2 separate regions of the Homo sapiens genome follow, and region 2 is linked to region 1. Evidence: read pairs that join two places in POLR2A ChIA-PET (ENCODE). Cell type or tissue: OCI-LY7. All regions are shown on one strand. Each heading gives the region's core, and the rest is flanking DNA. Links, peaks and the distances in the headings are about the cores only. Region 1 overlaps SLC44A1 (solute carrier family 44 member 1). Region 2 overlaps SLC44A1 (solute carrier family 44 member 1).

Region 1 (16,716 bases), core at 3,403-11,402:
TGAGGCAGGAGTTCGAGATCAGCCTGGCCAACATGGTGAAAACCGGTCTCTACTAAAAATACAAAAAAATTAGCCGGGCGTGGTGGCAGGTGTCTGTAATCCTAGCTACTCGGGAGGCTGAGGCAGGAGAATCGCTAGAACCCAGGGGGCGGAGGTTGCAGTGAGCTGAGATGGCGCCACTGCACTCCAGCCTGGGTGACAGAGTGAGACTCCATCTCAAAAAAAAAAAGTAATGCAGTCATTTCCTTTCTCCTGCTGTATATCATGTGGTCGCTATTATCAAATAGCTACCACAAAAGCACATATTGTGCCCAGACCTTGGTTTCCAAATACCAGTTTCCATTAAAAGGAACTAGGGCTCACTTGAAGACTTGGCTGATTACAGAGTTGAAACCAGGAAAGCATAAGATGAGCTTGGAACATCTGGTTGCGTCAGTGAATAAGGAAGTACTCAAAGAATGATGGGGACAGATCAAAAGTACAGGAGCCAGCTTGAATGGGCTCCCATTGGCTAAATCTGAGACAATGTGGGCATAAAAATAAATGAGGATAACAGAAAAAAGTAACAATCTGGGATTTGATATTTATTTATTTGATGAATAATCAATATTTATTCAACAAATAAATATGTATTTGATGACTAATTAAAACGTTATTTAACATATATATTATTTGATGAATAAATATTTATTTGATGAAAAACTAAGTGGGTGAGAAGAGATTTTCCTTACAGTAGAACACCAGCTAATAAATATAGGAAGAATGATGAAATTAGAAAATCATCATTATATGAAAACACCAGTAATAGCTGTTTCAGAGAAGAATGTGAATAGATAATGTGAAAAGTTGATGAGAAATAGGACTTTTACATAGTCTCAAAATATGTCTCCACAAGATACTTATTAATTACAAAGGGAGAAACAGTACATTTACATTGGAGAGACCAGGAAGATCCACCTTAGCCAAATGATCAAAGTTAGCACACAGTAATGGGACAAACGAGATCATGTGCCTCCTGATATGATGCACTGAGAAGGACACAGTTATGCCTTCTGTGGTATTCCTGCCAAAAAGGCATACCTTGGATCTAATCATGAGGAAGCTTTAGACAAACCGAAATTGAAGGTCATTCTAGAAAATAAATGGCCTGACTCTTCAAATACATCAAGGTCATGAATGACAACAAAAGACTGTGCAATTGCTCCAAGTTAAAAGAGATTAAAGAGACATGAAAATGAAATGCAATGTGTGATCCTAGATTGGATTGTTGACCAGAAAAAAAAAAAGCTTTTTTCCATAAAGAACATTAGTGGGACAACTGTTAAAATTTAAAGAAGGTCTGTAAAATGCACACGCACACACACACACACACACACACACACACATACACAGAGAGAGACCAAGAGAGATGGAGACAGAGAGAAATGGAGACAGAGCAAGAGAGAGGGAGGGAGAGGTAGGAAAAGGGAAGCAGGGGAAGGGGAAGGAGAAGGGAAGAAGGATAGAGGAGTGGAAATGAGGAGAAAAAGCAAATGCATTAAAATACTAACATTTAGGGAATGTAGATGAAGGGTATATATAAAAATTCTTTGAACTATTCTTCTAACTTTTCTGTATGTCTTTATTTTTATTCTGGTAAAATATATATAACATAAAATTTACCATTTTAACCATTTTAAAGTGTACAATTCAGTGGTATTTAGTTCATCCACAAAGTTTTGCACCCATCACCACTATACAGTTCCAGAATATTTTCATTACCCAAAAAGGAAACCGTATTTCCAATAAGCAGTAATTCCCAATTTCCCCAGTGCCTGATAAGCATGAATGTGCTTTCTGTTTCTATGGATTTTGCCTATTTTAGATATTTCATATACATGGAATCATACAATATGTGGCCATTTGTGTCTGGCTTTTTCCCCTTAGCATCATGTTTTCAAGGTTCATCCATGTTGTTGCATGTATGAGTACCTCATTTCTTTTTACAGCTGAGTAGTATTTTGTTGTATGGATATACAACATTTTGCTTATCATTCATCAGCTGATGGACATTAGTTATTTCTACTTTTTGGTTATCGTGAATAATGCTACTATGAACATTTGTGAGCAAGTTTTTCTTTGAACACCTGTTTTCAATCATTTGGGATATATACCTGCATCCCATGGTAATTCTATGTTTAACTTATCGAGAAACTGCCAAACTGTTTTCCAAGTGGTGGCACCATTTTACATTCTCACCAGCAATGTATGAGTGTTCTCGTCAACACTTCTTATTGTCTATTTGTTTGAGTATAGTCATTCTAGTGGGTTTGAAGTGGTATCTCCTTGTGGTTTTGATTTGCAATTCCCTAATGACATTGAGCATCTCTTTATGTGCTTCATGGCCATTTTTAAACTTCTTTGAAGAAATAGCTCTTCAAGTCCTTTGCTCGTTATGGGTTGTTTATTTTTTTGTTGTTAAGTAGTAAGAGTTGTTCACATATTCTGGACAGTAGACCTTTATCAGATACATGATTTGCAAATATTTTCTCCCATTTTGTGGGTTGTCTTTTTGTACTTTTGATTATGTCCCTTGAGGCAAAAATTTTCCAATTTTGATGAAGTCCAATTTATCTATTTTTCTTTCATTGCTTGTGTTTTTGGTTTCATAGCCAAGAAACAATGGCCCAATCCAAGGTCATGAAGATTTACTCCTATGAGTTCTTCTAAGAGGTTTAGGGTTTTAGCTCTTATATTTAGGTCTATTTTGAGGTAATTTACTTGTTATTTTCATAACATTTTGAGTCAATTTCCTTGTTATTTATTTCTAATTTCATTCTATTTTGACCTAGAATATACTTTATATGATTTAAATCTTTTAAAATTTACTGTGATTTGTTTTGTGGCCTAACATGGTTTAGCCTTGAGAATGATCCATGTGCACTTCAGAAGAATAGTGTTGAATAAAGTGCTCTACAGATGTCTATTATGTCTAGTTGGTGTATGATGCTCTTCAAGTCTTCTATTTTCTTCTTGATCTTCTGTCTAGTTATTCTATCCATTTTGAAAATGAAATATTGAAGTCTCAACTATTATTGTTGATTTGTCTATTTCTCCATTTAATTCTGTTAGTTTCTGTTTCGTGTACTGTGGATTCTCTTATTAGATGCACATATGCTTATTTTTTATTTTGTCACCAAGGCTGGAGTGCAGTGGCGTGATCATAGCTCACTGCAACCTCGACCTCCTGGGCTCAAGGGATCTTCCCACCTTAGCCTCCTGAGTAGCTAGAACTACCAGCACACGCCACTACACCCGACTAATTTTAAAACTTTTTGTAGAGACAGGGTCTTGTTTTGTTGCTGAGGCTGGTCTCGAACACCTAGGCTCAAGTGACCCTCCCATTTTGGCCTCCCAAAGTGTTGGGATTACAAGGGTGAGCCACTGCACTTGGCCCACATATGTTTATAATTGCTATATGTTATTGATGCATTGTTCCTTTTATGACTATAAAATGTCCTCTCTAGTAACAATTTTTGTCTTACTGGCTGTTTTGTCTGATATTTCTATAGCTACTCCAGTTCTCTTTTGATGACTATTTGCATGGAATATCTTTTTCCATCTTTTCACTTTCATCCTATTTGTGTCTTTGGACGTAAATTGAGTCTCTTGCAGATATTATATAGTTGGAGTCTGTTTTTTAATCTATGCCACTAACTCTGCCTTTTAACTGAAGAGTTTAATCCATTTACATTTTAAAAAACTGGTAAGTAAGGCCTTGCTTCTGCCATTTTGTTGTTTATTTCCTTTATATCATATCTGTGTCTTCTCTTATGTTTAATTGATTTTTCTAGTGTATTATTTTGATTCTCATTTCCTTTTATGAATGTATATTTTTAGTTATTTTGTTAATGTTACCTTGGGGGTTATAATTAACATCCTAAATTTATAATAATTTAGTTTGAATTAATACCAATTTAGCTTAAATAATGTACAAACACTGTGTTCCTATGTAGCTCCACCTTCTCCCTTTATGTTGTTATTGTCATACATTATATCTTTATACATTGTGTGTTCATTCAGATACATTTATAATTATTGTTTTATGCATTTGCCTTTTAAATCATGTAGAAAAAAAGTGAGTGACAGGCCGGGTGCGGTGGCTCACGCCTGTAATCCCAGCACTTTGGGAAGCCGAGGTGGGTGGATCACCTGAGGTCAGGAGTTCGAGACCAGCCTGGGCAACATGGTAAAACTCTGTCTCTACTAAAAAAGACAAAAATTAGCCAGATGTGGTGGCATGCACCTGTAGTCCCAGCTACTCAGGAGGCTGAGGCAGGAGAATCACTTGAACCCAGGAGGTGGAGGTTGCAGTGAGCTGAGATCATGCCACTACACTCAGCCTGAGCAACAGAGCAAGACTCCGTCTCAAATACAACAACAACAACAACAACAAATGAGTGACAAACAAAAAATACAATAATACTAGCTTTTATGTTTACCTATGTAGTTTCCTTACTGATGTTTTTATTTTTTATTTTTTTGTATAGCTAGAGTTACTTGTGTTCTTTCATTTCTTCCTGAATAATTTCCCTTAGCATTTCTCATAGGGCAGGTCTACTAGAAGCAAACTTCCTCAACTTTTGTTTGTATGAGAATGTCTTGATTTCTTTCAGTTTTTTGTTTTTATTTTATTTTATTTTTTGAGACGGAATCTCAGTCTGTCGCCCAGGCTGGAGTGCAGTGGCGAGATCTCGGCTCACAGCAGCCTCCGCCTCCCAGGTTCAAGCAATTCTCCTGCCTGAGCTGGGATTACAGGCGCCTACCACTATGCCAGCTAATTTTTGTATCTTTAGTATAGACAGGGTTTCACCATGTTGGCCAGGCTGGTCTCCAACTCCTGACCTCAGGTGATCCACCTGCCTCGGCCTCTCAAAGTGCTGGGATTACAGGTGTGAGCCATCGTGCCTGGCCTTATTTTTATTTTTTGAGACAGAGTCTTGGTCTGTTGTCCAGGCTGGAGTGCAGTGGCATGATCTCAGCTCACTGTAATCTCCACCTCCCAGGTTCAAGTGATTCTCCTGCTTCAGCCTCCCAAGTAGCTGGGATTACAGACATGTGCCATCACGCCCAGCTAATTTTTGTATTTTTAGTATAGACAAGGCTTCCTCATGTTGGCCAGGCTGGTCTTGAACTCCTGACCTCAGGTAATCCGCCTGCCTCAGCCTCCCAAAGTGCTGAGATTACAGTGGGATTACAGGTGTGAGCCACTGTGCCTGGCCTTCTTTCAGTTTTGGTGGAGAATTTTATTGAATACAGGATTCTTGATTAACAATTGTTTTTCTTTCAGGGTTACTATACATCATCCCTCATTCTGATAAATCAGGGAATAATCTTATTAAGGATCACTTATATGTAGTGAGCTGCTTCCCTCTTGCTGCACTCAATATTTTCTATGTTTCTTTGTCAACAATTTGGTTATAATCTGTTTGAGTGTGGATCTCTTTAGGTTTATTTTATGTGGAGTTTGTCGAGCTTCTTAGATGTGCATTCATGTCTTTATCACTTTTGAGGAGTTTTCAACCATTATTTCTTCAAGTATTTTTTTCTTTATAGCCCAGACCTTATAAGACAATATTTCTTCAAATATTCTTTCTGCTCCTTTCTTTCTCTCTTCTCTTTCTGGGACTCCCATTCTGTGTATGTTGGTATGCTTGAGGGTATCCCACAGGTCTCCTAGGCTCTGTTCAGTTTTCTTCACTCTTTTCTTTTTCTGCTCCTTAGACTGAATAATCTCAGTTGATCTATCTTCAAATTTGGTGATTCTTTCTTCTGCCTGCTCAAATCTGCTACTGAACCCCTCTTAGTGAATTTTTGATATCAGTTATTTTCAACTCCAGGTTTTCTATTTGGTTCCCTTTTTTATCATTTCTATATTTTTATTGATGTCTTCTATTAGGTAAAACATTGTTCTCTTGATTTTCTTTAGTTCTTTGTCCTTCACTTTCTTTGTGTCTTTGAGCATATTTAAGACAGTTGATTGAAAGTCTCTGTTTAGTAAGTCAAATATCTGGGCTTCTTCAAAGACAGTTTCTTTTTAAAAAAATTTTTTTTAAAGAGATGAAGTCTTGCTCTGTCACCCGGGCTGGAGTGCAGTGGCTCAATCTCAGCTCACTGCGGCCTTGAACTCGTGGGCTCAAGGAAGCCTCCCACCTCAGCCTCCTGAGTAGGTGGGACTACAGATGCACGCCACCATGTTCGGCTACTTTTTCTATTTTTTGGTAGACATGGGGTCTCACTATGTTGCCCAGGCTGGTCTTGAACTCCTGGCCTCAAGCAATCCTCCTGCCTCAGCCTCCCAAGGTATTGAGATTATAGGTGTGAGCCACCACGTCTGGCCAGTTTCTGTTAATTTCTACTGTTAATAGGCTGTACTTTCTTATTTCTTTGTGTACCTTGTAATTTCTTGTTGTTGAAAACTGGACATTTTGCATATTATAATGTGGCAACTCTGGAAATCAGATTCTTCCTCCTCCCTAGGGTTTGTAGTTGCTGGCTTATTGTGGGTTATCGTTGTTTATTTGTTTAATGACTTTTCTGAACTATGTATTGTAGAGACTGTATTCTTTGGTGTGTGTGTGTGTGGCCACTGAAGTCTCTGTTTTGTTAGTTTATGGTCAGCTAGTGATTTGACAGAGTTTTCCTTAAATACCTGGAGCCACAAAAAAAAAGAGATCACCTTCCAGTCTTTGCACATTCATTCTTTATGGGGGCACTGCTTAACCCTTAGCAAGACTGTTTACAACTCTGCTCTAGCCTTTACTTCCTGCTTGCATCGAAAGGTTAGCCAGAAGCGAACGTTTGTGGTCTTCTCAGGTCCTTCCTGTGTCAAGCCCTGGGCATGTGTGTGGCCTTGGACATTTCCTAGTATATGCAGGAGCTTTTGAAAGCTGTTATTCCTCCGTGTATGTCCTTTTCTAGCCTCTTCTTTCCCAGGCTTCCATCTGTCTGCCGTTTGCCGCATCTGTTATTCTTCACCACAGGTTGCTGCAGCTAGTATATAAGCCTTTAAGTGCCATTGACAAATGTCACTTGGGAGATCACTTCAACCCTAAGAAGCTTCTGAGGCATGTGACACAAAGATAAACCCCTGAGTTGATCATTCAGGGAGCCACCAGACAATTCAAAACACACAACCACAATTTTTTTTTTGAGAACAAGGTCTAACCACACATTGCTTACTTGGGCATTGGCAAGCCACATCAGAAACATGAGCCACCACTTTCACAGATGCTGCTAAGCTGGTGAGTGGAGATGGTATGCAGATAAGTTAACATGCCTCAATGCTCTTACTGAAATGTCTTTATTTAGCATTTGCCTAGGTGTGTAAGTTCTTTATTAGATTCTAGAATTTGGTAAAAATTGATTGGACAGTTTTTGTCAATTTGATCATCGTTTTTGTGGAATGATGGAGTTTTGGAATTTCCTGCTCTGCCATTTCAATCATATCATCCCACCATTAGCTTTTTTTTTTTTTTTAAATGGAGTCTTGCTCTGTCGCCCAGGCTGGAGTGCAGTGGCACATTCTCGGCTCACTGCAACCTCCGCCTCCCCGATTCAAGAGATTCTCCTGCCTCAGCCTCCCGAGTAGCTGGGATTGCAGGTGCCCGCCATCACACCCAGCTAATTTTTTGTATTTTTAGTAGAGATGTAGTTTCACCATGTTGCCCAGGCTGGTTTCAAACTCCTCACCTCAAGTGATCCACCCGCCTTGGCCTCCCAAAGTCCTAGGATTACAGATGTGAGCCACCGCGCCTAGCCACCATTAGCTTTTATACATAAAACTAGCGTGGAGACTCTAGCTTGTTCTGTTCACTTTTATATTCTTGGCTTCTAACACGTAGTAGGTACTCATTAAATATCTGTTAGCTAATGAATGAGTGAAATGAAAAAATTATCATTGTCTTACACAATCCCTATAAAACATGACTATTCCCATTTTACAAAGGAAGATCCTGAGCCTCAAAAAGCTTTTGTGGCTTTCGCAGGTTACCCAGCTTCTACAGCAAGAGGCAGAGACAGATTCAAATCTATATCCATAGTGCCAAACCTTTGTTCTCTTCCTTATACGATGCTGTCTCCTTTAGGCATCAGAAAATAAGGAGATAACAACTCTGTTGTATTTAACTGCTTTCGAAGCATATTCCTATCCCCTAAGTTCATTTATTTATCATCGTAGTCCTACAGCACAGGCTGAGCATATAACATTTTATAGTCAAGAAAATAGGCAGAGAGGACAAACAACCCATGACTGGACTGGAGGCACTGGCAATAAATTCAAATACTCCAAATCCTACATCAGTGCTTTTTCTGTTATTTTATCTTGTCTCTTTATGAAAGTAAATACGGCTTCATCTTAAAGTGGTTCTTTCCAGGTGAAAAGTAAATTATTTTCCAATGCAGCATTGCATGCAAACCAGGACCTGGAGATTCACGCTTCACTCCTGTCTTTCTTTCACTTGGCCCCTTACACCAACCAATCATCCGTTTTTGATGATTCTATCCCTCCATTAGCTTTTAAATATATCCCTTTCTCTCCATTCTTTTTTTTTTTTTTTTTTTTTTGAGATGAGTCCTGCTCTGTCACCCAGGCTGGAGTGCAGTGGCACAATCTTAGCTCACTGCAACCTCCGCCTCCCAGGTTCAAGCGATTCTCCTGCCTTTTCTCTCCATTCTTATTGCTAGTGCCCTAGTTGGAATTCTCATTCTGAATCACATGGTATATTTACAATGGTCTCTTCACTTTGTTTTCCTGGCCCAGAAGCAACTCACCCCATGCCATACTCCCCACTGTTGTCAGGGTAATTTTTCCCCTGAAAGGCAAATATCTCCAAACATTCCTTTGGTTAAAATCTTTCAGCAAGTCCTCATTTTCTGCAGCATAAAATCAAGACCGTTAGGGTGGCCTGCAAGACCCTCGAGATCTGATCCCTACTGACCGCTCCAATTTCATGTCCCCACACCTACACTTCAGTACAGATTCACAGACACATCATCATTTCTTCACACACGCTATTCCTCCTTGGAACACTCTCTACTTCCCTTTCCCCAAAGGCTTATTTGCTTATTACAGCCCCACCTCCCTGGCCCTCCCACCTTCAGGTGGGTCTCCCTGCTACTCCTGAGTTAACTCTGTTAGAGTGGCTGGCACACTAGATTACAATCATCTGCTTACTCCTTTGCTTCCTAAATATGGTGTGAGTTTTCAGAGAGCAGAGGCTGGGTCTCTTATTCTGGTATTCTTAGCTAATGTAGAACTCAGTGAATGTATCCGAAATAAATGAAGACTTATCTTTCTGTTTTATTTACACCCAAGAACCATGTCGTGTAACTCATAGTAGAAACAGATCTAAATAAGGTATGAGGTAACAACTTCAGTGAAAGCATCAGGAAATTACATGCTGGGACTTCCCCAGCTTAGCATCCCCAAATCCCAATTTAAGAGCCATATGTGGGTTATTTTTGCTTCCACAGTAAACTGAAGAATGCATAAACCTTCTTCTACCAGAGAATAAAATTCTATCGATCTTTGTGTTTTCCTTTCCTATCAGGTTGCTAAGAAAGCTGAAAGAATTTAAGGCTTCAATGCACTGTGACCATATTAGTCCCAGAGTCCAGCATATTTGTTTCTTCCTGTTTATGTCTTTGCTTTTATATTTTTAGTTTAATAATCTTTTCGGGCTGGGCATGGTGGCTCACACCTGTAATCTCAGCACTTTGGGAGTCTGAGTTGGGAAGATTGCTTGAATCCAGGAGTTGGAGACCAGCCTGGGCAACAAAGCGAGACCCTGCCTTTCCAAAAAAAAAAAAAAAAAAAAAAAAAGCTGGGTGTGAAGGTGCATGCCTGTAGTCTCAGCTATTCTAGAGGCTGAGGTGGGAGGATCGCTTGAGCTATGGAGTTTGAGGCTGCAGTGAGCTATGATGGGATCACTGCACTCCAGCCTGGGGTTAAAAAAAATCTTTTTGTATATATGCCTTCTTGGAAAACAAAAGCAGCATAAATATATAAACAGACACTAAAAACATATTGCATGTTATTTCTTGTTAGCATAGAAGCACACCAATGGTTAGCATGACAATGTAGAAGAGTAGAGTTGGAGTCATTGAGAGGTTTGTCTACAACTACCTAAGCGACACACGCCTTTGTTATGTGGGGAGCTGAAAACCAGAAATCATTATCAGGGAGTGGAAAACATTTTTTGCTGGCACAGATAAATATTTTCAGGACCTCTAACTCTAATGGACTCCTTCCTATCACTACAGAGATTTTACAACAGTTAGCATGGAACAGAAAAGGTAAATATTTCCAATATTCAATGAAGTAGAGAATCAGAGCTTAGATGAATTTGACCATCTGGCAAAAGCCCCCATCTCTAAATGAAGAGATGGCACACGTCATCCTGAGTATAGGCCTTCATGATTTATTTTCCCTTTCCCTCCAATTTCATTAGTCACCAAGCCTGTTGGATTTCTCGCTGGAATCCTGCTCTTTTCCAGTCCTCCTCTTAGGCCCCGGCTCAGGCTTCCTTCCTCCCAAGTCTTTCTCTTCTAGATTTCCACTCTCAACGCAGTCTCCATATGGCTAGATTGCTCCTCTGCTTACAACCTGTCACAGGCTCCCCACAACACACACTTTAGGTCTGAACACACATGTAAGAGTCCTGTATCCTCTCCAGGGTCACCTCTTGGTGCAAACGCACATCTTCTTTGCTCTGGACATCCTGAATGACTTCTGTTCCTCATGTTGCTATATGAGTGCCAAAGTGCTTCTATTCTGGGTAGAATCACCCTCCCACCCCTTCATCATCTGGCTAATCCCTGCTTATCCTTCAAGACTCAGCTGAGACAGTTTCTCCTAATGACCTCAACACCTTCCTGTGTGCTCCAAAGCACTCTCTACTATCACTGCTCTCTGCGTCCCTCATTAGGCTGTGAGCTACTTAAGATCAGGGAGTATTTAGAACTGAGCTCCCAGAATATAACTCTGGCTGACCAGAAGAGGTCTCAGGAAATGCTTGTTGAATGAAAGTGGATACATTTAGCACGCTGCTGTGAGCATGCTTAGGAAATGCATCTGAAATGGGCCTCACACATCACAATTTCCAGGAAATGTGAGACGTGCATCTCCCTAATCCCCACCTATCATTTCCATCATCCTATTATTTCAAGTCTATCATTTCTATTATTTCTTCTAATCTTTCTAATTTTATCAGATCCTCTCCACTCCTCCTCCTGACCTTTCCCTGGTCTAATAATAATAAAAAAATCCTAAATCCATTTAGATTTGACTTAGATTTGTTTTCAAATTGAAAGCCCATTGTCCTAAATTACAATTTATTAAATGGACTCTTTCCTTCCTTATTCATTTTAGGTATATTCTATTTTAAGTATAATCCCTTATAAATAATACGATTTGTTTTGGAAACTTTCTCTTCTATTCCACTGGCCTATTATCACACTGGTTTAGTTACTATCATTTTATTATCTTACCCAGCTATTTGTGTTTAATATAATTTTTTCCTGTTAAAAACTATAGAGGAATATTTTAAATATACAAATAAGCAAAGGAAAAGCTAAAATTACTCATAGTCCCACAAAACAGAGATAACCATAATCATCATTTTTATGTAAATAGATGGCTTTCACAGCTGGCTTTCACTTAACCATTTTGCCAAATAAACCGATCTTTTCCAAGCTTCTGTAGAATGTACTGGCTGATGACTGTCGTATGCTGAATGCTCCTGGAGAGGGGCTTCCACTCAGAGGCCTGTGTTCTGTGTTCTCATTCTCAGCATCAGGAGGTTGTGCTAACAAGGGTCAGGTGTGTATATTTCAACATGTTATGCCAGGTGTAGTGGTTACACTACTGCCAGGATTATTTAAATATTACGTATATTGATAAAAACAATGAATATGAAAAGAGTAGTTTCTATAAAAATTAACCCTTTGAAAAGTTGAATACCTTGCAAAGGTTCAATAAAGGTAAGTGCTAAAACTACTACTCTCAAGTTATGTGTAGGTGAGAAATACAAACATTGCAAAGAAATTATAAAAACTATAAAAAACCTGGGAACCTATATTCAGTGGGCTTTGTAAGCATTTCTAAATTTTTTAATCCATTTTAATAAATCAATATTTCATATTATTGCACTTTCGGGAGGTTACATTATTGGTGTCTTTAATGTCAAAGACAGTAGACAACTTCAGAAGAGTCAGGAGTCAGAAAGAAGAATATACCTATGTCAACAATTGGCCAATAAACATTGACATGTTGTAGTTTAAAACAATTTTCTTTTTCTTTTTCTTTTTTTGAGATGGCGTCTTGCTCTGTCACCAGGCTGGAGTGCAGTGGCACAATCTCGGCTCACTGCAACCTCCACCTCGCTGGTTCAAGCGATTCTCCTGCCTCAGCCTCCCGAGTAGCTGGGACTACAGGCATGCGCCACCACACTCAGCTAATTTTTGTATTTTTAGTAGAGACGGGGTTTCACCATGTTGGCCAGGACGGTCTCGATCTTTTGATCTGGTGATCCACCTGCCTCAGCCTCCCAAAGTGCTGGGATTACAGGCATGAGCCACCGCGCCCAGCCTTCTTTTTCTTTTGAGACGGAGTTTCACTCTTGCTGCCCGGGCTGCAGTGCAATGGCACGATCTCGGCTCACCGCAACGTATGCCTCCCGGGTTCAAGCAATTCTCCTGCCTCAGCCTCCTGAGTAGCTGGGATTACAGGCAGGTGACACCGTGCCCGGATAATTCTGTATTTTTGGTAGAGACGGGGTTTCTCCATGTTGGTCAGGCTGGTCTCAAACACCTTACCTCAGGTGATCCACCCATGTCGGCCACCCAAAATGCTGGGATTACAGGCATGAGCCACTGCACCTGGCCAAAAATTTTCATTTTCAATGATTCTCCTCCTTAACCCAGTTTTTCAATTAACCAGTTAACTACCAGTGCCTACAGGACTGAGAGAGCACCTACTATATTTTAAGATGTCTAAGAAAATTTATTTCATATAAATGAGATCATGCATTGCTTGAGCCCCTGCTTTCTTCACTATTATAAACATTAATCCAATGTATTAAATATTATTTACATTATTGTGAATGCCTGCCCAGTCCTTCCTATTGAACTTTTATTTATGCTTTTTAAAATTTAACATTAAATATGTACCTTTCTTGATTTCCTCTTTGACAGGACTAACAGGAAGCTTGGAATTTAGTCATATGCCTAGCCTGGGATTCTTACATAGCTAATCTCCTTTTCTCAATTTTTTTTCAATTTGCTTATTACACAACTTGTGTGTGTGTGTGTTAAAATTGTTTTATTTTGTTGTAAGCTGTGAGAATCCTTTCTGGAAGATGGAGTGAGTTGACCAACCTTAAATACCTAATAGCCTGTCTCCCAATGTGAGGTTACAGGATGCAACCTGAGATTGACTGAAAGCCGCTTTGTTTTGCCTCGAAGGCAGTTCCTTACTGTTGCCTCTCTAGTCTGACAGTCCTGGCCAGGGAGCTTGTAAGTACCTAGAGTGCTTTAAGTTTTCTATTGAAATTGCTGATAAGCCCATGAAATGGTCTAATAGCTTAGCTTTACTTTTTCTGGAATCCTAAATTTAACCTAGGTGAATCTGCTAAAATTATTTTTCTTGGAATTGGGACAGTAAATGAGGCACATCAAATTAAAAGCATAAAGCATTTCTTATTTTCACTACTACTTGCCACAAGTGAAAAAACAATGTGTAGAGCAAGCTTGTCCAACCCACGGCCCGCGAGACGCATGCAGCCCAGGACAGCTTTGAATGCAGCCTGACACAAATTCGTAAACTTTTTAAAAAGATTTTTTGTGTGTGCGATTTTTTTTTCTTAGCTTATCAGCTATGGTTAGTGTTAGCGTATTTTATGTGCGGCCCAAGACAATTCTTCCTCTTCCAGTGTGGCCCAGGAAAGCCAAAAGATTGGACACCCCTGGTAGAGGCAGAAACTCACTGGGTTAGTTCCACAGCATCTGATCAAAGATATGAGGCCAAAGAGCCTCTCGAGGTACTGGCTTCTTTCTGAACCCTTCAACATGTGTAAGAGTTTTGAGCTGTACAGCTATTTAAAGCAGCTAAAATTTTAATCACTACTTACATATTAAGATAGGGTGTGTAAGTTTTGTGCCTCCTGAAAGAATCCTCTAGATTTTTATTTCCTTCAATTTGAGGTTAAATACAGAGTACGCTTTCCATAGTCAAACAGAAAGAAAAGACTTTCAGGTACCTTTCAGATGTGAGGCTTTTCACAGGCTCTTTAATCATTAGGTGGTCTATATAATAGAAATTACGTAAATCTGCATCAGAACCACTCAAAAAAAGAAAGAACAGTCCAGATCGGTTAATATTCTACAGAATCTCAAATTCCTCCAGTGTTTAAGACTCCTCACGATTATTCTGTAACAACTCTTTTTGGCAGGATGGTGTAAACAACCAGGACTATCATCAGCTCACATTTGCTAATAAAAGGCAGTTTACAGTGCAGCCTCTCAAGAAAAATCCAAAATAACAAAACAAATTAGGAGAGGTTTACGGTATTCCAAAAGGTCTTCCACTTAAGAAGAACATCCCTTCCTTCGTCCCTAACATTACCTAAAATTATTGGTTTTTAAAAAGCTTGATTTTTCTAAACTTTAAATGGGGCACAGCTACTGCCTAAATGATGGCACACCACACAGTTTCACAAACGCACTAAACTCATTACAGATCCAGGCTCCAATTCACGTGCAGGGCACTGAACCAGGCACAATGAATGTCTTCCATGATGGACACTGTCCAGCGGAGGCTTTTCTTTTCTTTTTTTCTTTTTTTTTTTTTTCTGAGACCGAGTCTCGCTATGACCCCCAGGCTGGAGTGCGGTGATGCGATCTTGGCTCACTGCAAGCTCCGCCTCCCGGGTTCAGGCCATTCTCCTGCCTCAGTCTCCCGAGTAGCTGGGACTACAGGCGCCCGCCACCACGCCCGGCTTATTTTTTTGTATTTTTTTTAGTAGAGACGGGGTTTCACCGTGTTAGCCAGGATGGTCTCGATCTCCTCATCTTGTGATCTGTCCGCCTCGGCCTCCCAAAGTGCTGGGATTACAGGCGTGAGCCACCACGCCCGGCCCAGTGGAGGCTTTTCTACTCTGCCTGATGATTGAGTTCAGTTGCAATCTTAGCATTCACGCGGCAACTCAGACTCCAGCTATGAAGCCTGGCCTGGCAGTGGATGAACTTTGTACTTCAGAAATTGGTTTAGGTACATTTATAGTTGCTATTCCGAAGCCCCCAGAACATGCTGCGAGAGACAGAAAGGAACAGCTGGGAAATTCTGGGGCACCCTTGCAGCATACTGACCTAATTTGAAACGAAGATGTTGCCCATGATTTTATCAGTCACCACCCTGGGCATGGGGAAGTGTTACAACACAGTAGACAATAACATTCTTTCCTATAAAATTTTATTTATTACATAAAAAATTCTATACATTTGTTAGACTAAAATACAGTTTTCATTATAATTCTGGCAACTGAGTCAGTACACAGAGAAAACTTAGCATTAGATCAGCACTTTTCTTTCTAGTTCGTATTTCTGCACAAGAAAAACATTTCAAAGCTCCGTTTCATATAGGCTGATTGTTCTCTGAAGCCAGATGGAATTCCATCCAATTCAGAGCTCTTGGAAGTTAATTTCCCAGCAAGATTTGATAACTCCAACTCCAGAAAGTTAATTGCTTAATATACATATTTTTAAAGTCCTCTGAGAGCATAATGCTCCATCTGCAAAGTCTGCACTGTGTCAATAATGACCGTCACAAATACTAGGGCTACAACTGTGTCTGTGGGGCATGTTCAAGCACCTACATGTTTGTTCCCCCACATGAATACAGTGTAGTGACACTGTAATAAGAAAAAAATCCAAAATAATGGTAAGGTAAATGATTCCAAACTATGAATTCATGGAAGGCTTAACTGTGATCCTCCAGTTTATAATGGACAAAGACAAGACAAGATACAAAAATTCATTTTGGCACTATGAAATAGGATGCAAATGGCAAAAAAAAAAAAAGACAAAAAGGCATCAGATTGAGAAATATGTGGCACCAAAACATACTTCTCATGCCACATTACACAGCTGCGAGAAATCAAGACACACCGATGTGTGTTTTCTGCTCATATCACCCCATATGCTGGGCTGGGCTTGACACTGGATGTGAAGACTCAGTGCCTGAGAGATCAATAGCAGGTCCCTACTGTATTGACTGATCTTTAAATTTGGCCGCCTTATTATTCTAGGAGCTCTATTCTAAACTCAAGGAGTTCAGAAAGGCTGTGCCAGCCAGTAAGTAAAGTTGGACCTTTGGTCTTCAGAAGATAGGGTTTTGTCTTTGGTTGTTTTTTGAAGCCCCTGTCATTTTGCTTGATGCCCTTCACACTTTTCTCCCTGCCTTTTTGTTAAAGTTTTTTTCTCCTGTAATAAAATCAGTTAATAACCACTGAACTAACTTCTTTAGATTAAAGCTCTATTAGAAGTGCATTCAGTGGTCCAGAATATTCTGAGAAAGTATAACAACTTCTTTCATTATGGAGCTCTCAGTATCTTTTTATAGGGAAGAAGTCAGAAAACTCCAACAACACAACACAATCTAGTAGCATTAAGGCAACACAG
Region 2 (16,716 bases), core at 2,940-10,939, 150 kb after region 1:
AAACAGGTCACTGTGCCCAGTTAGGTATGAGACTTTGGGACTATGGCAAGAGCACATGGATTTCCTGGCAGGGTAACAGGGCAGAGATACATGACTAAGTCATAAACACATAAGAGCAACAAAAGAGCCACCATAGGTTAGTCAACAACGACAGAAGAATACTTTCGATGTGTTCTACTTTAAAATTTCTAGAATCTGCTCTATCAAAGAAGAAAACTCATTTATTAGCTTAAAAGCTGGTCATTTCAACATGAAAATTAAAATATTACCCATATTATAGGTACAATCTTTTCTATGGGACTGCCTCAAAAGCCATTGTGACTTGCATACAGGCATCTGAAGCTTTGTTATTTTCTTACTCAAGGACAGTATTTTTTTCACTCTGTATAATAAAATGCTGTCATGCCTACAGACACAATAACTTTATCCTAAAGTTTACTGAACTTCATCCTTACCAGTGAAGCACAAACACAAACCAAACTTCAAAAATAACATCTATGTTCCTTTAGGGCACTTTTGTATTTCTAGTTTTTAGTTTTGAAAATTAGTTTAAAATCTAGCAAGGAATTATCAGTGTTTTACACCTTGTAAACTATACTAATATTTAGCTATATAAGAAACACAGGGCCAGGCGTGGTGGCTCACACCTGTAATCCCAGCACTTTGGGAAGCCAACGCAGGCGGATCACCTGAGGTCAGGAGTTCGAGACCACCCGATCAACATGGTGAAACCCCGTCTCAACTAAAAATAAAAAAATAAAATTAGCTGGGCATGGTGGCGGGCGCCTGTAGTCTCAGCTACTTGGGAGGCTGAGATAGGAGAATCACTTGAACCTGGGAGGCAGAGGCTGCAGTGAGCCGAGATCGTGCCATTGCACTCCAGCCTGAGCGACAAAGTGAGACTCCCTCTCAAAAAAAAAAAAAAAAAAAAAAGAGAGAGAGAGAAACACAGATTCAGCTGGGCTCTGGCACACTGACAAAGCTACACCCCTCCGTAGCATCTCCCTTAACAGACTGCACACTTACAGAAGGAAAAGTCTCATTCTTTGTTGAGCCCAGTACTTAGCCTGACAGCACACCAGCCCATGAACATTGAACAGAACCAAAGCATGCAGCCAGCTTGGGATTCTCTTTTTATTCTACCGATATTCTCGGTTCTTTTATTTTACTTTTCAGCATCTTCCCTTTGTCCTGAGTTTCCTCATTGCTGCAATGGGCAGAAGCAGTGCTGCTTGTCATCTTCCAGGTCACACTCTGAACAAAATACTTAAGACTGGAGCTTTACCCAGTCTACTCCCAGGCAGGCACTGAGAAAATGGGCCAGAAGAGCTTTCATTATGCTCTGTGGGCCAGAAACAAGAGGTGTGTTGCAGGGAAATGGGGGAAGGCGGTGTGGCAGAAGGGAAAGAAGGCCCTCATTCTTATATAATAAATCTATCGTCCAGTGCTGATTACCTGTCATACTGAGGTTTTGATGAGGCCCAGAGGGTTCTAGCTTATGATGTGCCTTTTTTCCTGATTGGTTAATATTAATGTATACACCAAGACTTCATTATAACCTAGGAACACATGCTAGCAAGGTAGAATTCAAAAGCCCACCAGAATTAAACAGTTTGAACGGCAGCTAGTTTTAATTTTCAGGTTCATTCCCATTTCTCTCCATTGGCAAGTTGTATTTGTTTTAACCATAATCTTGACAAGTATCAGCACCACAAACTAAATGTTTAGTCTCTGAATACTCCATCCCTGTTCCATATGTATTCAATAAACATTTATTGAGGATCTATTATTTGCTTGGCCCATCATCCCTATCCTCAATTCTTTCTCCAACCAAAGATAGCATTCCATCTCCGAATGGTCATTTGGAGTTTAAGTGATAACTGTAACTGCCCCTCTGCTGCAGCAGACTTGAAGAAAGGAGAAAATCCTCCAGTGCAGATCATAGCTCCCCTTCTTGCTGTTGGCCCAGCTGACCCCATAGCAGTTCATATTATCAAGTTTCAAACTTGAAGGATTCTTTTGTCAATCATTTACCCTACCTAATATCCCTTGGAGATCTCAAATCACTAATCTGAGAAACAATGATTCACGTGAAAGGGTTTTAAGTTATAATATACTTGAGTGACTTGAAATTTATCTACTTTTGCCAATATCTTAAAGAAGAACATGAAGTTTGTGATGCACTTAAAGTCAGTTTCAGAGCTGAGTGATTCTTAGTTAAGAGTCACCTGATCCAACAACCTTATTGTTGCTTCTGGTTTCACCATAATCACTTTTGTTGTCATTTGGGAGAATGAAATTGAGAAGCAGTATTTCAAGCAGTGTTACTCAAAGTGTGCTGTGTAGGAGAGCAGTTCAAGATATAGTGAAAAAAATTTTAAAGGACAGATAAGTCCAATAAAGGCCAGTTAAGCAAAGTTAAACTGGTTTCCTGGGAGGCAGGGCAATGACCCTAAATATGTTAATATGCATGATTACTTTTCAAATGGGGTTGGGAGGCCAGTGAGGGGGTGGTATGAAGTGAGCAAGAAGAACCTCTCAAACTTTTCTGACCTCAGAACCCTTTTTTTGGCAGAACACCTTGTAGCCCTGGTGCTTTGGAAGCACATACTTGGGAGAAATCCTGATTAAGATATTCTTACATAAGAAACATTTAAATCTTTCAAAGTGATGGCATGTAGAGCACCATCTATCATATCTTAGAGCCTGATTTAAGTAGCAGATCCTTCCTCACCCAGAAGTCTCCCAGCTCAATTTGCTTGTTGCAACCTCAAGATAAATAAGTGTTTCCACTTGGTCTTGGTTTACTTTCTCAGATCACATTAAACTATAAACTTTTTAAACTAGCAGCAAACTAGAATTGCTTTCAGTTTTAAAATGAAGTGCCTTATTAAAGTATTATTTCCAAACTTTCATAACTGAAATCTGCTTCTATCAGCAGTGTACACTGAAAAATGTTTTTCTTGATTAAAACTATGGCTAGTTTCAAAATATGTCAAAATATACTTAAAACTTGGTATCTTTAGAATTGTCTTCCAACACCTGTGGTTTCAGAATTGTCATGAAAATACAAAACCACATGCAAAATAGATTTGGAAAAACTTTGAGGCTTAGCAAGCAAGGAATAAAACTCTCTTAAATATGCTGAGTTTTTAAAATGAAGTTTATTATTTTAAAAATTCCAGCTCTTGCTCTGATGGTAGGAATCTCTGCCTTCGTAATTTGATCTTAATGTGCACACTAATCATTTGTGCTCCAGAGTCAACTTTATTGAGGCCATTTTCTTCACCCTTTCCTCTCTTACTGCTCTCCAGAGCCTTGTTGGCACTCAATATTAATAACACAAGCATCAATTATATTAACCCTTTCGAAGGCCATGAATCTCCAAAGACTGACTAAACATATAAATATCCATTACTTATTTAAAAGTGTATTTTCAGGAATTGGTGAATTATGGGGAAAGAACACAATTACAGTAACAAGTAGTAAACTTGCTGTCATGACAGACTTGTTCAGACTTAGTTCTTAGAAGAAAATATGGAAGGGCCCTGGAGGATACGCACAGTAGCCATTGGTCCTTACTTAGAGTCTGAAGTTTATAACCACCACTTTCAGACTCTGCTCCAAACTGTCGTACCCTGGCCTCTATAGTTTGAGGTGCACTGATTTAAAACCAACCTACACATAGACTTTAAAGAGAGAACAAACAGGCGTGGTGGCTCACACCTGTAATGCCAGCATTTTGGGAGGCCTAGGCGGGCGGATCACCTGAGGTCAGGAATTTGAGACCAGCCTGGCCAACATGGTGAAACCCCCTCTCTACCAAAAAAAAAAAACAAAAACAAAAACAAAAATTAGCCAGGTGTTGTGGTTGGCGCCTATAATCCCAGCTACTTGGGAGGCTGAGGCATGAGAATCCCTTGAATCCGGGAGGTAGGGGTTGCAGTGAGCCAAGACTGCGCCGCTGCACTCCAGCCTAGGCAACAGTGCAAAACTCCATCCCAAAAAACAAAACAAAACAACAAACAGCAAACAGCACACACAACCTCTGAAATTAAGAGACAAAAAAGTGGTATCTAAGGTACATTCAATCTACCATTTAATATAGCAGTCCTTGGAACAGCAGAGGGAAATACAGCAGGAAGTGCACAGGCTTGGAACTACTCCCAGTTTTACACTACTTGGGCGATCCTAGTCAAGGTACCTAGCCTTTCTGAGTTTCTGTTTCCTCCTCTGTAAAATGAGGCTAACTGGGACCCACCTCAGAGTTATGAGAATAAAATGAGAACTGCATGTAAAGCGCTTAGCCCAGAGGCTACCACACAGTAAATCCCCAGCAATGACTGGTGTTCTCTATATTCTATATGCTCATGACTTAAAGCATTTTCTGAAATCCAGTTCTGGGTCTTCAATTCCCTATGGAAAATACCGCCTGGAGGTATTAATATCAGTACCACCTCCAGTCAGTCCATACAAAATTGAATTCATCTTCCCCTCTCCACAAACTAGTCCCCATCTCAACTAACATGTCTAGCCATTATAATACCCTTCTTCCATGATGTGGCGTTCAAAACATCTGTTCTTTCCTTCTCTTTCATCCCACATATCCAGATTAAGTCAGGAAGGTCTATTTTATTTTGACTCCACAATAACTCTTCTCTGTTTCCTGTTTACACTGGTATGAGTTACTGAACAGCTCCCTGGGCGGCCTCTGCCTTCTATTTCTCCCATTCAGGTGCAGTTATGCTGTCAAATTAATCTTCCTTAAACCACTCTGAAAACTCCTCCATGGCTGCCCATTTTCCTCCCCTTCAAATATGAATGCCTTCCCCAAATGCAACATAACATCTCTTCACTCCACTCTGGTCAGGTCTCCTTTCCATACTGACAAGCAGCAAGTTATTGTCTGCTTCCTTGCCTTTGACCAACTGTTCTTTACACTGGAATTCCTCTCCCTGCTTTCTACTAAAATCTGTCTGCCCTTCACTTTTTCTAAACCCCATTCTTCCAGACCAGATCTTTTGCTGGAGAATCATTTTCAGGAAGCCAACTCCCCAACTATTCTTTCCTCTCTTGGTTTCCCCGTCCCCTGAACTCCTTGCCACCCAATTTAGCCTCTAATTATTTATGTTTGTTTCTCTCTTTGCACTCATTTTCTAGACACAGTTTACAATCTGGGAGCCAGGCACGGTAGCTCATGCCTGTAATCCCAGCACTTCGGAGGCCAAGATGGGTGGATCCCTTGAGCCCAGGAATTTGAGGCCAGCCTGGGCAACATAGGGAGACAAGACCTCGTCTCTACAAAAAAATACAGGCCAGGCACAGTGGCTCACGCCTGTAATCTCGGCACTTTGGGAGGCCAAGGCGGGCAGACCATCTGAGGTCAGGAGTTTGAGACCAGCCTGATCAACATGGTGAAACCCCATCTCTACCAGAAATACAAAATTAGCCAGGCGTGGTGGCACATGCTTGTAATCGCAGCTACTTGGGAGGCTGAGGCAGGAGACTCGCTTGAACCCGGGATGCGGAGGTTGCAGTGAGCTGAGATCATGCCACTGTACTCCAGTATGGGCAACAAGAGCGAAACTCCGTCTCAAAGAAAACAAAAACAAAAACAAAAAAAGGCCGGGCGCAGTGGCTCACACCTGTAATCCCAGCACTTTGGGAGGCCAAGGCGGGTGGATTACCTGAGGTCAGGAGTTCGAGAGCAGCCTGACCAACATGGTGAAATCCCACCTCTACTAAAATACAAAAATTAGCCCTCTGTCGTGGTGGGCACCTGTAATCCCAGCTACTCAGGAGGCTGAGGCAGGAGAATGCTTGAACCTGGGAGGTGGAGGTTAAAGTGAGCTGAGATCACGCCACTGCACTTCAGCCTGGGTGACACAGCAAGAGTCCATCTCAAAAAATAATAAAATAAAATAAAATAAAATAAAATAAAATAAAATAAAATAAAATAAAATAAAAATAATACAAAAATTAGCTGGGCGTGGTAGTGCATGCCTGTAGTCCCAGCTACTTGGGAAGCTCAACCAGGAGGATAGCTTGAGCCCAGGAGATTGATGCTGCAGTGAGCTGAGATCTCACCACCGCACTCCAACCTGGGTGACAGAGAGAGACCCTGTCTCAAAAAAAAAAAAAAAGAGTTTCCAGCCATTTTGTAATCTTAAGAATGAAAGCCATATGCTTACATAATGAAACCAAAAGGAGAGTGGGTCTTTGATAAACGAGGAGTCTCATATTAGCCCTGAAACACTACTTCTGGACTTACTTTGGGTAAGAAATACATTTTTATCTGGTTTATCTAGTTTCTTTCAGTTTTCTGTCATATGCAGCTGGATCTAACTCTTAAATGATACTCTGTCTCACAATAAAATTACCACAAGAATATAAACCAGGCTGGGTGTGGTGGCTCATGCCTGTAATTCCAGCACTTTGAGAGGCTGAGGTGGGCAGATCACTTGAGCTCAGGAGTTCAAGACCAGCCTGGGCAACATGGCAAAACTCCATCTCTACAAAAAATACAAAAATTAGCAGGCATGGTGGTACATGCCTGCAGTCCCAGCTACTCGGGAGGCTGAGGTGGGAGGATTGCTTGAGTCTGGGAGGTGGAGGTTGCAGTGAGCCGAGATCCACTACTGCACTCCAGCCAGGGTGACAGAGCAAGACCCTGTCTCAAAAATAAAAATAAAATTTTTGGAAGTCAGGGTACCTTTCCAAAACTCAAACACAAAAACATTTTTAAGGGAAGGATTAATGGTTATTAGAACATCAGGGAGATTTAGTTTACATTAATATTGTAATTTCTGAGATACATTCATGAGTTGTGCAGTTTGCTAAAAGTATCTGAGGCAAGTTTTATTATTGTTTATATTTTATAGCTGGTGAAACTCAGGCACCAAAGGTTAAAGAATGTGGTCCAAATAACTCAACTAGTGATAAGGTGGGATTCAAATTGATATAGTCTGGCTATAGAGCCCACCCTCCTGCCAGTACACAATGATGTTCAATCCTCTGGATTCTAACAGCTGTTTAGAGAAGAAATAGTGAAAGGACTTCTGAGGAAGGCAAAAGGCTACTCAATGACTAAGGCAGGACCATTTAGTTGGCAATGAGGAAGTATAACAGACTAAATTCAAATGGATTTTATTAAGAAACAGGAAGAAAGTTTTACAGCAAATATATGATGTTTTAAATTAAACTTTTTGCCATTATAAATAATGCTACAATAAAAAGATTCTTACATATAGCATTACTCAACTTTAGAATTACCAAATAAAGGATGTTAACTTTTTTATGGCTCTTAATGTATCTCAAGAGGGTCATTCCAATTTATTCAGCAAATCAATAAAGTATATTTGAGTCAAAACCACTTGGGCAATTAATATTATTTTGTTAACTATTACCAAAGTTACAGCTGTGAAAGGATGCCTCTATGCTTTAATTTGGTTGTTAACAAGATTGAACATATTTACACACTGGTTTATTTCCTTCTGTAAATTATGTATTGCAAGGATGCATTTTATATACTGTGAGAACTCTTTATATCAGAGATATTCTAAATAATGACATGACTTTTCAGTTTAATTATTAAAAAAAAAAAAAAACAAAAAAACCTGAAAGTAAGCAGGTTAAAACAAAAGAAAACAGAGGCTCTCTTTTTTTCCCTCTTTAGTGGATTGTACTCATTATTACAGCTCCTTAAGTGTATCAGCTGGAGGTGGAAAAAAAATAAGGAAAATAAAAACTATCAGTTTTTTGATACTCAATTTTGAAACAGAGATAAACACAGACAGAAGTGAGACTTCAAAAGAGGTAGAAAAGGAGATTGTAAGCTAGAGAGAGAAGAGGTTATACTAACAGCCAAGGTGCTCTTGAAGGACCATGGCCTGCAAGAATACTAACTCACCACTTAACCATTATTCCAACCTCAAATGCTCTTCTTCATCTGAAGCTGTCCTTAGCTCAGAATGGGAAAGATGCAGTGGGGGTGAGCAAAAAAGAAAGACAGGGGTTTCAGCAATGGCTTGAGCAGCATCACTAGGACAAGAAGATAACTAACTGTGTGACTTTGAACTACGAACTGTGAAGTTCATAATGGGGCTATAAGTAAAATGTTAGGAAACACTATAGAAGTCTGATTTAAAGACAAAAGAAAATGGCAAAACCATAGCAGATAGTATTGGCTGCCTACCCAGTCACCACGCCCAATCCTGCATCCCTGCCGCCACCTTGCTGGCAAAGTCCTCCTTTTGTTCCGGTGTTGCCCTGCCCCTCACTTGACTCAGAGGGAAGTCCTGGTTACTCTAAATCAATTGCAGAGTCCTTTGCCTTCCTCTTGTTAGAGCTTGTTTAGGGATAAGTGTGCAGCCCTCTCTAATTCCCATGAAAGGAAAACCACTGGAGATTGTCAGCTCAGCAAAAGACGGTAAGAAGAGCCATAGCCATCTTGGGATCTTGAGGGGAGCTAATTAAGAAAAAGCTACCTTCCGTAAAATGACAAAAAAGAAACAAGGAGAGAACTTACGTCCTTGCTGACATCAAGCCACTGAACTAACCAACCTGAAAGCTACCCTACCCCTTGACCTATAGGAGATAATCAATTTTCCTTAATGTTTTAGCTATTTGGATTTAAGGGTTTTTTTTATTATTATTATTTGTTTGTTTCTTTGTTTAAGACAGGGTCTCAGCCAGGCACAGTGGCTCACGCCTATAATCCCAGCACTTTGGGAGGCCGAGGCAGGCAGATCACAAGGTCAGGAGTTCGAGACCAGCCTGGCCAACATAGAAACCTCATCTCTACTAAAAATACATAAAATTAGCCAGGTGTGGTGGCGGGTACCTGTAGTCCAAGCTACTTGGAGGCTGAGGCAGGAGAATCGCTTAAACCCGGGAGGCGGAGATTGCAGTGAGCTGAGATTGTGTCACTGCACTCCAGCCTGGGCAACAGAGCGAGACTCTGTCTCAAAAAAAAATAAAGACAGGGTCTGGCTCTGCCACCCAGGCCGGAATACAGGCACGATCATAGCTCAATGCAGCCTCAACCTCCCAGACTCAAGAGATCTTCCTCCCACCTCAGCCTCCTGAGTAGCTGAGACCAAAAGCACACGACACCATACCTGGCTAATTTGTTTTGCTATTTTTTGTAGAGATGGGTCTCACTATATTGCCCAGGATGGTCTAGAACTCCTGGCTTCAAGTAATCCTCCTGCCTCAGCCTCCCAAAGTGTTGGGATTATACGTGTGAGCCACCAAACCCAGCCTTTTTTATTTCTTATAGCTGTAACATCATAAGTAGTTCAAAATGAAGAATTTTCTGAGATCATAATCATGATTATATTATCACAAATCTACAAAAACAAACAAACTTTAATACCTTCCCTGCTACTTAAATATCTTGAAGTAATCATGTTTCCAATTTTTCCATCTTCCTGCTGGTTTTTTTACTTTACATATTATAAACATATCCAGAAGTCAAACACTTCCATTTAATAATTTTCAGCATTTCTGGCAACCTTAAAAATTTGAATAAAAGTTGCTTTTAAGGGTTTTCCTACTAAATAAGTCTAAATATCTGGTTGTGGGATATTGTAGAGAGTAACTAAAAGGAATAATAATATTTTCACAAAAAAATAAATTCCAGGGGTTTATCAACCAAATGTTTGTTAAATGAATCCTATTATACAACATTATCATATTATACAATTACAAAGGAGTCCCCCAGAGGGGAAAAACTGGCATCCCTCTATTGAGTATAATAAAACATACTGAAAAATGTAAATCTGTTTTTTAAATTGCCAAAAAAATTACTAAATTTTACACAATGCATAAATTCAAAATTGGAACATTATGCTATGCTATATTCCAAATAAATTAGAAAACAAAAAGTATCAAAAAGGAGGAAATATTACTGTGTCAAAAACTTTAACCATCTTCACAGAGTGAATTCCCACAGCAGAGATAACAATGTCTAACTCTTTAATGACTTAAATTTTTCACCAGCTCAAACACGTTTTCTTTACAACGCTTGCCATAAAGTCTCACCCATTTGTGCCTGCTATAAAAACATCACCACTGTAAATCTGACTGGTCCATTACTTGAGCGCACTAGCCCTTTCCTGTCCACCTTGACCCAGTAACTTACACCTTTATAAGTATACTTGCTCCATACGTGACATGTATACCTTCAACAGACAAGCTGCTTAAGAGAGCCCTGAACATGCTGTTAAGAGTCTTCCAAAGAAGAATCGTTTTAAAATTCTTATAATGAATTTTAAAACCCCAGTGTTCTAAGGTAGGAGTTCAATCACCTCTATCCATGGAGGGAAACAGAATATCTGTTAATTCATTCAAATATTTCATGAGTACCTACCATGTATTGGTACCAGCTAAGCACCAAGATGGCAATAAACAAAGCAAACACGGCCCCTCTCTTCATCAACTCAGCCTAGAGCAAGGGTCAGCAAACATTTTCTGTAAAGGGACACAGAGTAAATATTTATGCTTGCAGGCCATAAGGCCTCTGTCACAACTACTCAACTCTGACACTGTCATATGAAAGCAGCTATAGACAAGTAAATGAATTAATATGACTGTGTCCCAATAAAACCTTGTGAATGAAATTAAAATTTCATAATTTATTAAATAAATTTCTCATGAAATCATATTCTTTTGATTTGTTTCAACCACTTAAAAACGTAAAGACCATTCTTAGCTCGTAAGCCATAAAAAACAGGTAGCAGGTCAGATTTGGCCCATGGGCTGTAGTTTGCCGCCACCTAGTCTAGACATTAATATTAACTGTAAAATTACGTGTTTACTGCTTTAAGTGCTCACAGGGAAAACACATAAGGCTATGAGAGTTTAATGAGGAGACATGGCCTAGTTTGAAGGGATCAGAAAAGGCTTTTCCAAGGAAGTGACTTTCAGACTGAAACTTAAAGCAACCAGCCAAAAGCCAGGGAGCAAAGCAAAGAGCCTCCTAGACAAGTGAACCACATATGCAAAAGCCCTCTAAGAGGAAGGAATACAACCAACTGAAGAATCTGTGAGGCTGCAGTGCAATGAGCAAAGAAAAGCACACCACAAGGTGACCCTATAGAGAGATGGAGAACAGCCACACACAGGGTCTTGTTGTCCAGGGTCAAGGGTTCTGGTCTTTGTCCTAAGAGCAATGGGAAACCATTAAAGGGTTTTAAGTAGGAGAGGAACACAATTAGCTTGGGATTTTTCAAAGATCACCAAGACTGCAATACGAAGAAAAATTAGAAGGGAGCATGAACAGTTACGGAGAGATCTGTAACCAAGGTACTGGGCTGGAGATGACAGAGGCTTGAACCGGAGTGCTGGCAGTGACGTTGAGAAGGTCAAAGAGGCAAGATGTGGTGACTAGATATAGAAGAGTGAGAGGCAGGTTCCCTACAGGACTCGAGTCTCCAGTTTCCACAACCAGGGCATTGGTATCATTCGGTGAACCAGAGATAAAGTACTGAAAAAGCCGGGGGTGAGGGGTACGATTTTGAGGACAGATTTAAACATGCTGAGTTTGAGTTGCCTGTACAATATTCTAGTGTAAATGCTAATTAATCAGTTGGATATAAGGATCAGCGACCAGGACAGTAATTTAGTTTGGGAACTGTTAACATACAGACTGTAACTGAAGCCATACGAGGGATGAAATTACCTAGAGAAAGGGTAAGGAAGAGTGGCTCTCAAACTTGGTGACACACGAGGGCTACCAGGGGAACTTTTAAAAGTTTTGATGCTGGCTACTCTGGGTGTACTATTATGGGTTAGCCCTGCTCTGCAAGAAGCACTTATAAAACAGAAAAAAAAACTTTTTTTGATGCCCAGCCCGCAGTCTTGGACCAATACATAAGAATCTTTGGGAATAGGACCCAGGCATCACTTCCATAACATTTGTAAACTTCTCCAAGTGATTCCAATGTGCAGCCAAGGATGAAAGGAAAAGAAAGCCTGAGACATTAAGAATTAATAGTACTGTACTACAGAAAGGACAAGAGATTAAGAGATTAAGCAGGTTTCTAATCCCAGCTACCTCATAATGTATCTCTCTGACCTCAGTCTACTTCATATCTCTACATTCTAGTTTAGATCAACAGAAAAGTGATAGTAGGTTTATCTCATATATCCCCTATAGTCCCAAAAATCTGAGGCAAAATTACAAAATTGAAATATTTCATTCTTTCTTTGCAGTTTGAGCAGGGGAAAGGGGAGCATAGAAAAACAACTATCAACCAATTACTGGTAGTAGAATATATTTTTATGAATAATTTTCCCAGGCCAATAACATTTTTAAATGACTGTACTGTTAACACATCAAATAGTATTTGATAGTATAGTATTTGTTAAGCCTGGAAGCATTCTAAGTGGACTAGTTTTGCTGTACCATGCTACTCTCCAGATGGCAACTGTAGAAAGTTCAAAATGGTGGTGTGAAATTTAACTTGGAAATTCCTTAATTCAAAATTTTATCTTTAGAAAAGTAAACATTTTCTAAAGATAAAAAAGTAGGCCGGGTGCAGTGGCTCACACCTATAATCCTAGCACTTTGGGAGGCCAAGGCAGGAGCATAGTTTGAACCCGGGAGTTTGAGACCAGCCTAGGCAACATAGTGGGATCCTGTCTCTACAAAAAATTTAAAACATTAAAAAAATAGCCAGGCGTGAGCTCGTGCCTATAGTCTCAGCTACTCAGGAGGCTGAGGTGGGAGGATCACTTGAGCCCAGAAGATCAAAGCTGCAGTGAGCTATGATCATGCCATTGCACTCTAGCCTGGGTGACAAAGCAAGACCCTACTTCACAAAAAAAAAAAAAAAAAAATTAGTAAACTGCAATTTAAGATTTGGGAATTGGCCGGGCATGGAGGCTCATGCCTGTAATCCCAGCACTTTGGGAGGCTGAGGCGGGTGGATCATCTGAGGTCAGGAGTTCGAGACCACCCTGGCCAACATGGTGAAAACTCGTCTCTACTAAAAATACAAAAAAAAAAAAAAATTAGCTGGGTGTGGTGGCGAGCACCTGTAATCCCAGCTACTTGAGAAGCTGAGGCAGTAGAATCACTTGAACCCGGGAGGCAGAGGTTGCAGTGAACCGAGATTATGCCACCACACTCCAGCCTGGGCGATGAGAGCCAAACTCTGGCTCAAAAAAAAAAAAAAAATTACCATTTCTACATTATTTTCCAATTTCGAAATTAACTTTGATTTACATATTTTGAGGAGTAGATCCTCTATGCTAACAACACAGTATTCAGAAGATGAAGGAAAAAAAAGGCTTCATGCCATGACTTCTGTTCCCGTTAGATGAAGTTTACTTTGCAGGTCTTAATTTAACTGAGCAACTTTAGTCTCTGTGGGTAATTCCCACTACACTCTTCAAATTTAATTTTTACCATCTCACTTCAAACTCCACAAAGCTGATACAGATGATGGTATTATTAAAATTGTTAAAGCACAGTTAGCATATGCAAATATTAACCAGCATTTGTAAACCACTTCTGATTGTTTTTTATTACTCCCAAAACAGAATATGAGTGCTACAAAAAGACAGTTAAATATACAGCCTTCAATTTGAAGACAATGGGATGAGACAGTGGACAAATGTCTCCTAACGCTAGACAGACAAGCGGCAGTTTGTTCAACTTGAAAGATTCTCCTCCATCCCTCTTACAACATTTAAGGTTAGAACTGAAGGACACAGAACTTCACAGAACTTGCAAAATCTCCTGGCCTCTAAAGCACTGCTGTGAGAAATAATCATCTAGCCATTAAGGACAAAGACTTACGGCAATTTGCTAAGTAATCTTTCAAAAGATTCATTCAAACTGGTTTGTCAATGGGAAAGAGCATTTAATAAATCTGAAGATTTACAAGTGAAATTTGAAGTTTAACATTACAAGGATAGAAATTATGTCAGGTTATACCAGAACAAATGAATTATAGGGAGATGGGAATAAATTTTAAGAGCCTTAGGGAGGATTAGTACTGTAAAAAGAAACTCAAGACTATCTTACTTTTACGTTCCCCTCAAAAGACTTTTAGGCAAAGACTGTCCTGTGTTGGTTTGTATTGAGCAATTACCAATATTAGTAAACAACTTGTAATGGTCACTAATTTTTAAAAAATAATTTAAAAAGTTCCTTAAGAGCCCTGACTCACTAGACACTTTTAAGATCCTAGATGTACATAGCTGATACAGCACAAATTATTTTGCCAATAATCTGCTCCTCTAGCAATGAAATGCTAGTATAGAATGTGACACTTTTCTTTGATCTAAATCCTAAAACAGTATAATTATTTTGATGGAAAATCATGATACCCAGACACTGCCAAGAAAATGAAAATAATACCAGGACAGATTACAAGAGATCAAAGTTTGGAAGACCACAAACTCTTTTATGAGAATCTACAACATAGCAAGAGACTGTAAGGGAAAATAAATTATATTTCAAAAGTGAAGCCCTGCTACAAAAAGAAAATGCACTTTATTTACATTGATAAAACCTGCCAGAGCTTTAAAGTTGCTGAAGATACTGCTGAGAAAAGCTAAACTGAACTGCAGATTACCTCAAAGCACACTGTTTTCATGTGTTGTGTAGGTTATCATTAGAGTTTGCAGACAAGCTCTTTTAAGATGTTGTAGCCACTGCTCCAACTAAAACATACACATTAAGCAGGTCATCAGGAGCAAAGGAAAACCTTGAACAATTTTGCAAGCTGATGGTACCACTGAAAGAACAGGAAGGGATATAGAAAAGGCAGGTAAATTTTAACTTAAACAGTCCAGGTTTGAGTTTAGAAGAGGACAGCTTGGCAAAATTAATCAACCAGCCCATAGAATTTACAAACAGTAGATGGGTCAGGTCTAGATTCACATTCGATGCCACTTGCCAGCCAGAGGTTCAAATATATGTCTACATATTCCCTCCAGTGACTACTGCTGAGCAACTATTAAGTACAAGGTACAGTGAGGCACTGCAGTAGATACACAAATAAGGAAAACAAAAACAGTTCCTGTGCTCAAGAAGCTTACAATCCAGTAGAAGGCATGAAACAAACATATTCTGAGTGAAAATACATTTGAGACCCCTGATAGGGAGCGGTGGCTCATGTCTGTAATACCAGCACTTTGGGAGGCCGAGGTGGGTAGATCACCCGAGGTCAGGAGTTCGAGACCAGCCTGACCAACATGGCAAAACCCTGTCTCTACCAAAAATACAAAATTAGCCAGATGAGCTGGTGCATACCTATAATCCCAGCTACTTGGGAAGCTGAGGCAGGAAAATCGCTCGAACCCAGGAGGCGGAGGTTGCAGTGAGCTGAGATCGCACCACTGCACTCCAGCAGCCTGGGCAACAAAAGCGAAACCCCGTCTGAAGAAAAACAAAAAAAAGAAGAAAATACTTTTGAGACCCCTAAGAGAGGCTGGAGAAGATGTGGAGTTGCAACCCTATTTTGTTTAAAAACACATATAGGAACAACAGTATTCTAAAACTGGTAATGCTCCTGAAAGGAGAGTTAAAATACCAGCCGATTAGTAACATTTCACAAATGAAGAAGGATGCCAAAAATCTCAAATAAGAAAAAAAAAAAAAAATCACCAGCTCTTTGGCACAAAACCTGCTCCTCAATGCTCCACTGAACACTACAAGTCCCTAAAGCTGAACTTAAAAGCATGTGACAGCTGTTGATTGGTTATAGGAATCCACAGGAAAAAAATGCACCCCTTGGGTGCATGACATGCATCTTATCTGTGGAACAAGGCATGTTCTACAGTGAGAGGAGGTAAAAGAAAAGAAAACGTATACGATAGCATTCTGAAAAGTATGACGTGGAGCTAGACAAATGCAAGACCCACTATCGGTTTTAAAGCAGAGTTCTGATGCAGCACCCATCCCTCCCAAATTTAACTGTTCATGCACTGAACAAGCTATCCATAAACTATCAATACTTTTCTGTCTTAAAGGCATTTCACCACCAAAAGGGAATGTAAATTAACTCAATTCTGAAAAGAAAGGCAATCTGAAAAACACCTTTTTGGTGAAAATTATACTTAAGTAAATATTAAAGAGCACCCAACTAGACCCCCACAAATTCCTAACCAGTTGAAAGTTATGTGCAATTCTACACCTTTATATGTTAATATGAAAACTCTGATATACCAAGCCTCTCCTTCCTAACACCTCTACGTATAGTTTTACTTTGCTATTATAACTGAATAGGAATCTTTAACTACACCAAAAAGCCTGACTATAATGCTAGCAGGAAAAAAAAAAGCTAACGGGTAAGCAAACACTCAAAAAAAAAAAAAAAAGACTGGAGGAATAGGATGATAGGATGGATACCTAATAAAACACAAATGTCCCCCATTCATCTGCAATTCTAGTCATTTTCTCTCTAACAGATCTCAGATTTTCAGAACAAGTATGCAGGTTATTTAAAACTGAGTTATATATAGTCATTTAGCAGCAGCAAAAACACTTCTGGCATTATCACAGATGCTAGCTTTCTGGAGGAATTTTTTCCCCCCAAACTAGCGTTTTTCTTCACCAAGAACCAACCATCCTTTATTTCTAAAAACAAGAGCCCTTTTCTGCCCCCTAAAACAAACAAATCACAGACCACAGTTAATGAAACTACGCTAATGAAACTGTGAGATTACATCCCAGGCGTTGTCAGAGCCTATTTTTCATAC

Evidence for each region. ChIA-PET counts read pairs that join two places held together with the same protein. Peaks named below come from ENCODE experiments on the same cell type or tissue, not always from the same donor. Only the 100,000 strongest peaks of a DNase experiment are listed, where the experiment ranks them.
Region 2: POLR2A ChIA-PET joins it to region 1 with 11 read pairs; 19 of 35 experiments call an interaction of 5 or more read pairs at or near these places.

What each region holds. Positions count from the first base shown.
Region 1 is chr9:105,396,122-105,412,837 of GRCh38, reverse strand. It overlaps SLC44A1 (solute carrier family 44 member 1), which reads right to left. Exons shown (of 16, transcript NM_080546.5): 16 at 15,492-16,716. Among named protein-coding and RNA genes, the nearest start is that of FSD1L, 44 kb to the left of the region's middle. RefSeq lists a silencer at 7,164-7,364. In OCI-LY7, for the core only: a CTCF peak has its summit at 11,021 (motif pointing right); DNase peaks (open chromatin) are centred at 6,837, 7,237 and 11,047; H3K4me3 peaks cover 1,783 bases; H3K27ac peaks cover 2,659 bases.
Region 2 is chr9:105,245,993-105,262,708 of GRCh38, reverse strand. All of the region lies in intron 1 of SLC44A1 (solute carrier family 44 member 1), which reads right to left. Among named protein-coding and RNA genes, the nearest start is that of SLC44A1, 9.7 kb to the right of the region's middle. RefSeq lists an enhancer at 16,608-16,716. In OCI-LY7, for the core only: a CTCF peak has its summit at 10,753; a DNase peak (open chromatin) is centred at 3,088; H3K4me3 peaks cover 2,291 bases; H3K27ac peaks cover 2,625 bases.